Regions from separate parts of the Homo sapiens genome. Here region 2 is linked to region 1. Evidence: chromatin contacts called from ENCODE Hi-C data. All regions are on one chromosome and are shown on one strand. The core of a region is the stretch at or near the end of the contact, and the rest is flanking DNA. Distances in the headings are between cores, read along the strand shown.

The links. A loop is a pair of places that touch in the nucleus more often than their neighbours do. Pooled maps may share reads with other maps.
Region 2: a map of heart right ventricle shows a loop between it and region 1 (7-fold over the local background). The contact joins two enhancer-like sites. A Hi-C loop is called at or near these places in 5 of 168 maps with a recorded cell type or tissue (CD8-positive, alpha-beta T cell, Right ventricle myocardium inferior, heart left ventricle and 2 more) and 7 of 50 pooled maps.

What each region holds. Positions count from the first base shown.
Region 1 is chrX:367,777-372,783 of GRCh38, reverse strand. The region is part of intron 1 of PPP2R3B (protein phosphatase 2 regulatory subunit B''beta); the gene reads left to right. Among named protein-coding and RNA genes, the nearest start is that of PPP2R3B, 17 kb to the left of the region's middle. Within about 2 kb of position 2,048, at least 6 of the 41 ENCODE cell types and tissues checked have a DNase peak (open chromatin) inside an H3K27ac peak, as active enhancers do; they include heart left ventricle and heart right ventricle, where a contact is called at or near this core.
Region 2 is chrX:410,284-415,536 of GRCh38, reverse strand. No RefSeq gene overlaps it. Among named protein-coding and RNA genes, the nearest start is that of PPP2R3B, 26 kb to the right of the region's middle. Within about 2 kb of position 1,961, at least 5 of the 41 ENCODE cell types and tissues checked have a DNase peak (open chromatin) inside an H3K27ac peak, as active enhancers do; they include heart left ventricle and heart right ventricle, where a contact is called at or near this core.

The DNA of each region.
Region 1 (5,007 bases), core at 799-3,298:
GTTTCACCATGTTGGCCAGGCTGGTCTTGAACTCCTGACCTCAGGTGATCGCCCACCTGGGCCTTCCAAAGTGCTGGGAGTAGGGGCGTGAGCCTCCACCCCAGCTGGCTTTGAAATTTAATCTCAGTTCTCATAAGTGCTCAGGGAAGTAAAATTTGTGTCTGTACCCCGTGTATATTGTATGAGTTAGTTTTACGAGTACCATGTGATTTAAACGTGTAAGAGTCTTCCTGTGACAATCCCAGTATAATTTGAGAATTTAGGGTTTGGCTGCGGCCGAATCTGATCCGAATTTCATCCAGACAGGGTGTGCGTGGCGGGCGCCTCACACCCACGTGGCACATCAGACGCGCTTTTCAAACTCAGTTCCAGGAGTCTGGAACTAGTGGCCTAACATCAAGGTGAACCAAGGCATCCTGCTTGAAGGGGGAGGAAGACCCACTTCTTTCTGTTGATATTTTAATTGAAATTTTTTCTGTAAGATCTCACATCAACTTTTGCACTCCTTCGGAGTTTTTGACCTCTGTCTTCCAGGTTTTGACATTTTGCCTGTAAGTGGGTAAGGGCGAGGCTGGTGTCTTTAAAATCCTCTTAACCTGCGAAGAGCGAGATCAGCCTCGTGCGGGATTTGCTCTAGATGGTGGGAGGTGCTGGGCGGTGCGGGCTCGCTGGTCGCAGAGTCAATGAGGTGATTAGCTCGCACGTGGCTGGATGAGGAAGCCCTTCAGCCCTGCAGTGGGGCCCTGGCTCTTCTGTGGGGGGCTGTGGTGACGATGCACCTGTGAGGACTGTTTATTTTTAAAAAGTCAGTTTCTGGGAAATCATGAATTCCGTTTACAGAAGTTTGCTTCATTTTACAGAAAATAGGTTTCCACGTTTTTAGGGAGTGAGGACAGACGTGTGAAATGCATGTTGTCTGAGGGGTGGTGGAGGAATTACAGGCATATTTGGGGGTATTTGTGGGGGTGGTGTTGGGGGAGAAGGGGACGTTTCCTGGCTGCTTTCACTCCGCGCATGAGTGTGGGCTCTGTCTGTTGGGTCCACCCCACTTGGACACACCCTCAGGGTTGTCAGGGAGCACCCGTGTTGGAGCCACTGGACGTGTTGGGGTGCCGCACCTCCGCCTTCGGACGCTCCCGGCCGGGCAGCACGGTACTGTTTTCAGGGGTCCTCTGACGGGCACAGCCTTCCACGGCCAACGTTGGCCGCACCCACGAGCCCCTGGCGGGTGCTCCTGAGCTTGATCTTCTGACTGTGCGACGTCCCACCTGGGCTTCTGTTCCCACTAACCCCCTGGCGGGTGCTGCCTGCCCCGATGGTGAACCCAAGCTCCTCCTCCTCCCTGCCACTGCCCACTTCCCTGTCACCGGCATCCTTGACAAACCAAACTCGGGGGGTGGGGGCGTTCAGCGACCGCCGGCCTTGGGAACGGAACAGCATGCGTTCACGCCGTGGGTCCGGGGAGGCTCCCGTGTGACGATGGCGTGTTACACGTACTCTCACCGTGGGTCCGGGGAGGCTCCCGTGTGACGATGGCGTGTTACACGGCTCATGCTCTCACTGTAGGACCCAGCATGTACCTGGAGTGGGGCCGTGCAGCTGCTTGGCTGAGCTCTTCTTGCCGGAGCCACTGCCTGCGCCTCCTGCCCAGGGATTCTCGGGCCTTCTGTCCCCGGGCAACAGCAGGACAGCTCAGACCTTGTTCCCAGCCCAGGACAGCTGTGCTGCCTAGCCTGGCCCTCCCCGCCTGGGGAGTGACTCTCCCGCTCCCCACACACTGACTCAGCACACAGACGCCCCTCTTCACCTGTCCTGGTCACACAGACACTGTCCGGCGTCCCCACGGGGTCCTTCGGGTGGACGCACAGACCCTACACGGCACCACGCATGGCTGAAAGCGCCGTCCCCTACGCGGCAGCCCCGCTGTACTTGGAACTGACTTCAGCGTGGTGACAGCCTGGGCTCTGGGCGTCCCTGACGCACCTCCTGCTCTCACCGCCAGGGCACGTGCCGTTCCCCTCCCAAGGCCAGTGGTCACCAAAACCCTTGCAGCCTTTGGTTTGGCCAGGACGCTGCCCAGGATGCCACTCCCTGGGCAGTGGCAGGGAGAAGGCAGGGCTTGGGTTCCCCACCTGGCAGGGAGCTGCAGCAAGGGGGGTTAACGGGAAACAGAAGCCCGGGTGGGAACGTCCACACAGAAGACCAAGCTCAGGAGCATCCGCCAGGGGCTTGTGGACGCAGGGAGGGTGCCGGATCCTCCCCTCGCTGTGTTGCGCGGCATCCACCGTCACCCCTTGGCTGGTGGACAGAATGATCCCCACGTCCCCCAGCCCAGCCTTCCGAGCTCTGTGGAGACTCACGCCTCGCTGCAGCCGTGGCTGCAGGCGCCAGTGCCTGGGCTGCAGGTGTGGGTGCAGGCCCCAGCCGACGTCTCTCAGCGTCCGTTGAGGCCCGGTTGCTCGGCTGCAGTCATGTGTCTGAGTGAATGTTAGCCCACGTGAGCTCTGGCCTACTCAGACACCTGCACCTGCTGCGTTTCTGTGTTGACCCCTCCACACCAGTTCTCCCTCTTTGCTAGAGAGGGGATTTTTAAACCCACACGTGGGGCCTCTCATCTCCGTGTTCGGCTCCTCTGTGTAAACACCGACCTTTTTGACTCCTGTGTTTAGCCGTCCAGCGTGCGGTTTGCAGGTGTAGCTGGCAGCCCTCTACCAGCCCTCTCAGAGGGTCCCTGGGAGTCAAGTGCTGGGCCGAGAAGAATGCTCAGAGCTTGCAGCAGGCCCTGCCTTCCAGGGGGTGGCCGTCATCTGGGTGGGCGAGGGGCTCAGCTGGAATCCATGAGTGTGCGTCCCGGCCAAACCCCCCGTCCCTGATTCCATACCACAGCCTCCCGTGCTTCCGCCTCCCGCTGCAGAGTGGGGGCCGCTGCAGAGCGGGGGCTCCTGGGGGCACGGCTGTGCGTTGCAGCCCGTACTGAGCGTCCCTTCCGCCGGCCCCCTGCTGCTCCGGCACCTCCTCTGTGGCTTTGATCGTGGTGTCCGGTCCTGCTGCCGTGGGGGCGAGGGTCATTTCTGCTGGTCACCGCGCCCTGCCTGCTGTGCGCACCCTCTGCACATGCGGGGGTCTGCCCGAGGCTGGTGTCGCGAGAGGATGTGTCACGGTGCACGTGGCCTGTGTTCTCGGGGTACACTCACCTGCACCCATCAAGCGCACGCACTTCTACGCAAAAACAGGCAGCCTCAGTGTTAGGCTCAGCCTTTGTTTTTGGTCGTATATGGACGTGTTTTGCAAAACTGTGGGTGTACTCTGGAAGGGCGACACATGTATCTGTGACTTCTGGAATTGTGATGAGTCAGGGAGCTGCCTTCTCAGTGCCCTCAACAGAAATAGCTTGTTGGGAGTCAGGGTGTCGCCTTTATCAGTGCGCTTTGGGTGACGGGCTCTTTACGAAGTTCTTTTTAAAGTACACGTACTGAGGAGGATTTAAAGTGGATGACCTGGCCGCCACAGGCCCCTCTGGTTTGTCTGAACTTTTTAATGAACAGGCGGCTGGCTTTAGAATTCTTCTTCCACATACATGCAGCTGTTTTTGCTCCTTCTGTGTTTACCGTAGATGCCTGGCCTCACCGGCTACGTTTGGGGCAGGGCAGCAGTCCCTGTGATTCCTTCAGAACCCCCTGAGACCTGCAGCTCAGCCCGAGAGGTGGCCAGTTCCCAAGTGAGCTGTGTGTGTTGAAAAGAATGTGTGCTCTGCAGCTGTGCTGGGGCCGAGTCTATTTCTGTCCATGAGATTAAGCTTGTAAATCTTCTGTGCCCGCATGGGGTGGTTGTGTTGTTTGTTCCATCTCTCGTCTATTAGTGCCCATGGTGGGTGGTCCCGGCTTTCCCCCCGTCGGTGCCCAGGGTGGGTGGTCCTGGCCTTCCCCCGGTCGGTGCCCAAGGTGGGTGGTCCCGGCCTTCCCCCCGTCAGTGCCCGGGGTGGGTGGTCCCGGCCTTCCCCGTGTCGGTGCCCAAGGTGGGTGGTCCCGGCCTTCCCCCCGTCGGTGCCCAAGGTGGGTGGTCCCGGCCTTCCCCCCGTCGGTGCCCAGGGTGGGTGGTCCCGGCCTTCCCCCGGTCGGTGCCCAGGGTGGGTGGTCCCGGCCTTCCCCCCGTCGGTGCCCAGGGTGGGTGGTCCCGGCCTTCCCCCGGTCGGTGCCCGGGGTGGGTGGTCCCGGCCTTCCCCCCGTCGGTGCCCGGGGTGGGTGGTCCCGTCCTTCCCCCCGTCGGTGCCCAAGGTGGGTGGTCCCGGCCTTCCCCCCGTCGGTGCCCGGGGTGGGTGGTCCCGGCCTTCCCCCCCGTCAGTGCCCGGGGTGGGTGGTCCCGGCCTTCCCCGTGTCGGTGCCCAAGGTGGGTGGTCCCGGCCTTCCCCCCGTCGGTGCCCGGGGTGGGTGGTCCCGGCCTTCCCCGTGTCGGTGCCCAAGGTGGGTGGTCCCGGCCTTCCCCCCGTCGGTGCCCAAGGTGGGTGGTCCCGGCCTTCCCCGTGTCTGTGCCCGGGGTGGGTGGTCCCGGCCTTCCCCCCGTCAGTGCCCGGGGTGGGTGATCCCGGCCTTCCCCCCGTCAGTGCCCAAGGTGGGTGGTCCCGGCCTTCCCCGTGTCTGTGCCCAGGGTGGGTGGTCCCGGCCTTCCCTGTGTCTGTGCCCGGGGTGGGTGGGCTCCGCCTTGCCTAGCGGGCTCAGTTTGTGTCCAGTGGTGTTTACTTGATCAGTGCCGAGGCTGCGTTGTCAGGCATGGATAAAGTTAGCATCAGCCTGTCTTCCCCTGACTGACCTCTTCAGCGTTCCTTGGTGGCCTGTCTGTCTCCAGGTCTGTCCATCACCTTGTGTCACTTCATGGATGTTAATACAGCGACACCAGCTTTCTCTACTGTCTGCCTGCTCTTTTTCCATCTCAAAAAAAAATGTGTAGCCTCTGGGTCCTTAAGTCACATATATCTCCTGTCTTTCTGTCCTCTGTGTCTCCCATGTACGT
Region 2 (5,253 bases), core at 712-3,211, 43 kb before region 1:
GAATCGCTTGAACCAGGAGGCGGAGGTTGCAGTGATCCGAGATCACACCACTGCACTCCAGCCTGGGTGACAGAGCGAGACTCCGTCTCAAAAACAAACAAACGAAAAATGGCTCACACGGTGAATTTTATGTTCTGTACGTCTTACGTGCCACGGTAAACAAACAGGAAAACAAGACTCAGAAAGCATTCATCAGCCACCACGTGAAAACCACCCCTTGATCCATTTTTATAATTAATTTCAGACAGTCAGGTATTTGGTTTAAGAGCTGTGGGAGTCCACGCTACCTGGGGTGCTCGGACGCTTAATTGCAAAATAATTAGAGAAAATTGGTGACTGCTTTCATCTCTGTTTCATCTTTCAGGGTGAAAAGTGAAAATCTAGACGCTTCCGGTTCTATTCTAATGATGTTTCATACGCGGCCGCCAAGGCACAAAGCAAGCTGACCGTTTTGTACCATTTGGACTTGACTTTTTTCTAAATGTCATAAGGGAAACTTAATTCCTTTTAATTAAATGTCTTTAAAAGCCCGTCCCTTTAGTCTTTGAGCTCCTCTTCTCGGTCTCCTCCCGCGCTGTGGAGGGTACTTCCATTTTCAATAAATCCCTTCATTCCTTCCTTGCAAAAAATAAAAATAAAATAGGGCCAGGTGAGGTGGCTCACACCTGTCATCCCAGCACTCTGGGAGGCAGAGGAGGGTGGATCACCTGAGGTCAGGAGTTCGAGACCAGCCTGACCAACATGGTGAAACCCCGTCTCTACTAAAAACACAAAATTAGCCGAGCGTGGTGGTGCACGCCTGTAATCTCAGCACTTTGGGAGACTGAGGCAGGAGAATCACTTGAACCCGGGAGGCGGAGGTTGCAGTGAGCCGAGATCCCGCCACCGCACTCCAGCCTGGGCAACAAGAGTGAAACTCCGCCTCAAAAATATTAATAATAAAATAAATAAAAAATAGGCCGGGCGCGGTGGCTCACGCCTGTAGTCCCAGCACTTTGGGAGGCCGAGGCTGGCGGATCACCTGAGGTCAGGAGTTCAAGAACAGCCTGGCCGACACGGCGAGACCCCATCTCCACTAAAAATACAAAAATTAGCTGGGCGTGGTGTGGGCACCTGTCATCCCAGCTACTCGGGAGGCTGAGGCAGGAGAATCCGTTGAACCCGGGAGGCGGAGGTTGCAGTGAGCCGAGATCACACCATTGCACTCCAGCCTGGGTAACAAGAGCAAAACTCCATCTCAAAAATGATAATAATAATAATAAAATAAAAAATAAAAGGTGCCATTTCCCCTGCTCCTTTTATTTTTGACATGCTTTTCAGCATGACTGTGTACAGCAGTCGGCCCCTGCCCTGGAGTCCAGCTGCACCTGCTCCTGCCCCAGCCCCGGCTGACCGAGGTCTGTTTACGTCTCCCCAGTATCACCCAGCAACGGGGACCTAAACACAGCTGAGCAGCAAAGACAAGGGCCCCCGGGTGGTAAAGACGCAGGTCCTCTTTCCGCAGATGGCCCTGAAAAAGACCCTATGCCCCAAGGACCCGGGGTCGGGGGAGGTTTCTCCTCTGCTCTGCACCCCACATCCCGAGCTCTCGGGCAGCTCCGAGCTCAGCCGTGGGTCCTGGAGGAAGGAGGGAGACGCTGTGTTACGGTTCCCCGCGGGTGGGAACCAGTGCCCTTCTAATTCGGAAGGTGGCACATTCCCCAGGCCTGAAGTCATGCTGGCCTGGAGGGGGGCTGCCATCCTGTCCGGGGGGCCTGGCTCGTCTTGGAAGGGCAGGCATTGTGGAGGCTGGGACTCCCGGCTTCTCCCCAGCTTCCTTCCTCCCTGACCAGCCCATCGGAAAAGCAATTCCTCCTGTAGACCTCAGAGCTCCAGCGTCTCCGGCATCCACCCACCCCGGGCCTTTGCAAGCCACCCTGACCGCCGATGCCAAGCGGGATGTCTAAATCGGGCGCGTGCATTCCTGCCACTAAGCGTGGCCCTCGGTTAATCCCTGGCAGGGGGTGACTGTCTTGGCCGTGGAATGTGTGGACGGAATGTTGGGGCCGGGTGAGCTGTTGAAAGCTCGTCCCCGGCGCCCACCCGGACTCCGCAGCTCCATGGACACTATTTCCAGGATGGGGGAGCGGACAGGGCCCCTTTCAACCTTCGGAATTCCTGGCGGGGCCTCCCAGCTGTGCTCGCCATGCTTATTTAAATCTCGCTGATTTAAAAGAAAATCCTTTTCCATCTTCTTCTGGGTGGCTTGAGGCTGTGCCTAGGGGGGTCCATGGTCACCGGCTGTATTTTCACAAACCATTGATTTTTTTTTTTCTTTTTGAGACAGACTTTCGCTGTCACCCACGATCTCAGCTCACTGCAACGTCCGCCTCCCAGGTTCAAGCAATTCTCCTGCCTTACTCTCCCGAGTAGCTGGGATAACAGGCACACACCATCACACCTGGCTAATTTTTTTTTTTGTATTTTTTTTTTTAGTAGAGATGAGGTTTTGCCATACTGGCAAGGCTGGTCTTGAACTCCTGGGCTCAAGCAATCCACCGGCCTCGGCCTCCCAAAGTGCTGGGATTACAGGCAAGACCCACTGCACCTGGCCTCTACAAACAATTTAAAAATAAAATCAGCCGAGCATGGTGGCTCACGCTCGTAGTCCCAACCACTCAGGAGGCCGATATGAGAGCATCGCTTGAGGCCAGGAGTTTGAAACCAGCCTGGACAATATTGCAAGACCCCCATCTCTCAAAAAACAAATTTAAAATTGGCCAGGCATGGTGGCGCACACCTGTAGTCCCAGCTACTCGGGAGGCTGATGCAGGAGGATTGGTGGAGCCCAGAGGGTTGAGGCTGCAAGGAGCTGAGATCCCAACACTGCACTCCAGCCTGGGCAACAGAGCAAGACCTCAGCTGAAAAAATAAAGACAAGTTTGATACCGACAGTGACAGCTGTGCTCAAATTTGTGGGTTCCTAGCCCTGGAGCAGGGTTTCAATTTTTTTCTTTGAGACAGTCTCAAAAAACCAAAGAAACAAAAAACCTCTGAGATGGTTATATTTCAATTTCTCTGAGATACAGGGTGTATTACCTTGGAACACTATTGTTGCCAACTTGATCTCCCACCTACGGTGAACAAAACTTTGCGTTTGAATCCAAAAACAGGCTAGGCAAGTATATTGAGACATTCATAAAAGCTCTTTGAATCGGCAATGGGAGTCATTGCAACTTTATTTATTTACTTTTTTTTTGGAGACGAGGTTTTGGTCTGTTGCCCAGGCTGGAGTGCAGTGGTGCGATCACAGCTAACTGCAGCCTCGACCTCCTAGGCTCAGGCAATCCTCCTGCCTCAGCCTCCTGAGTAGCTGGGACTATAGGTGTGCACCGCCACAGCTGGCTAATTTTTAAGTTTGTTTTTTTTTTTTGAGACGGAGTCTCGCTCTGTCGCCCAGCCTGGAGTGCAGTGGTGCCATCTCAGCTCACTGCAAGCTCGGCCTCCCGGGTTCACCCCATTCTCCTGCCTCAGCCTCCTGAGTAGCTGGGACTATAGGTGTGCACCACCACAGCTGGCTAATTTTTAAGTTTTTTTTTGTTTGTTTGCTTGTTTCTTTGTTTTGAGATGGAGTCTCGCTCTGTCGCCCAGGCTGGAGTGCAGTGGCGCGATCTCGGTTCACTGCAAGCTCCGCTTCCCGGGTTCACGCCATTCTCCTGCCTCAGCCTCCCGAGTAGCTGGGACTACAGGCGCCGCCACCACGCCCGGCTAATTTTTTTTGTATTTTTAGTAGAGACGGGGTTTCACCGTGTTAGCCAGGATGGTCTTGATCTCCTGACCTCGTGATCCACCCGCCTCGGCCTCCCAAAGTGCTGGGATTACAGGTGTGAGCCACCGCGCCCGGCCCCAAATTATTTATTTATTTATTTATTTATTTATTTATTTATTTATTTAGACACAGTCTCACTCTGCCACCGAGGCTGGAGTGCAATGGTGTGATCTCGGCTCACTGCAACCTCCGCCTCCCGGGTTCAAGCAATTCTCCTGCCTCAGCCTTCCGAGTAGCTGCAATTACAGGTGCCCACCACCGTGACCAGGTGATTTTTGTATTTTTAGTAGAGATGGGGTTTCACCATGTTGGCCAGGCTGGTCTCAAACTCCTGACCTCAGGTGATCCGCCCACCTCGGCCTCTCAAAGCGCTGGGATGACAGGTGTGAGCCAACATGCCCGGCCTAAAAGTAGCCACTTTTAACACTATAACTAAAGCAAGCTGCTTTGGGGCAGACATCAACAACATTCTTTTTTTTTTTTTTTGAGTCGGAGTTTCAGTCTTTGTCACCCAGGCTGGAGTGAAATGTCGCGATCTCAGCTCATTGCCACCTCGGCCTCTTGGGTTCAAGCAATTCTCCTGCCTCAGACTCCTGAGTAGCTGGGATTACAGGCACATGCCACCATGCCCAGGTGATTTTTGTATTTTTAGTAGAGACAGGGTTTCGACACGTTAGCCAGGCTGGTCTCGAACTCCTGACCTCGGGTGATCCGCCCGCCTCAGCCTCCCAAAGTGCTGGGATTACAGGCGCATGCCACCATGCCTAGGTGATTTTTGTATTTTTAGTAGAGACAGGGTTTCGCCATGTTGGCCAGGCTGGTCTCGAACTCCTGACCTCAGGGGATGCACCCGCCTCAGCCTCCCAAAGTGCTGGGATTACAGGCGTGAGCCACCGTGCCCAGCCTAAAAGTAGCTGCTTTTACCACTATGAGTAAAGCAGTTGGGCAAGTGTGGTCAGCAGATTCCCAGACATAAAATCCAGGACCCAGGCTCTTTTCCACAGCTCACCGTGGAGCCCATCGCAATGCCTGGGATCCACCTGGCCACCAGGTCCTTGCACCCCACAGTCACGACAGCTGCCCTGGGTCCCCGGGGTCATGGAATTCTCCAGATCTGCCAGTCCGCCTGAATTGGAGTAGCTCTTCCCAGAAAACCTCTGCAAACCCCAGCCGAGGCTCAACAGCCCGGCTGCCACGGGTGCCGAGAACCAGGCGTGCCCACGGAGGTGAGAGCAGGTAGGAGACAGAGCTGATGCTTGGATAGGACCCACACGTTCCTCCCACCGAGAGGTCCGAAGGCAGCCAGGCGCGGTGGCTCCCGCCTGTCATCCCAGCACTTTGGGAGGCCGAGGCGTGTGGATCACCTGAGGTCAAGAGTTCAAGACCAGCCTGGCCAACATGGAGAAACCCCATTTCTACTAAAAATACAAAATTACCCAGGTGTG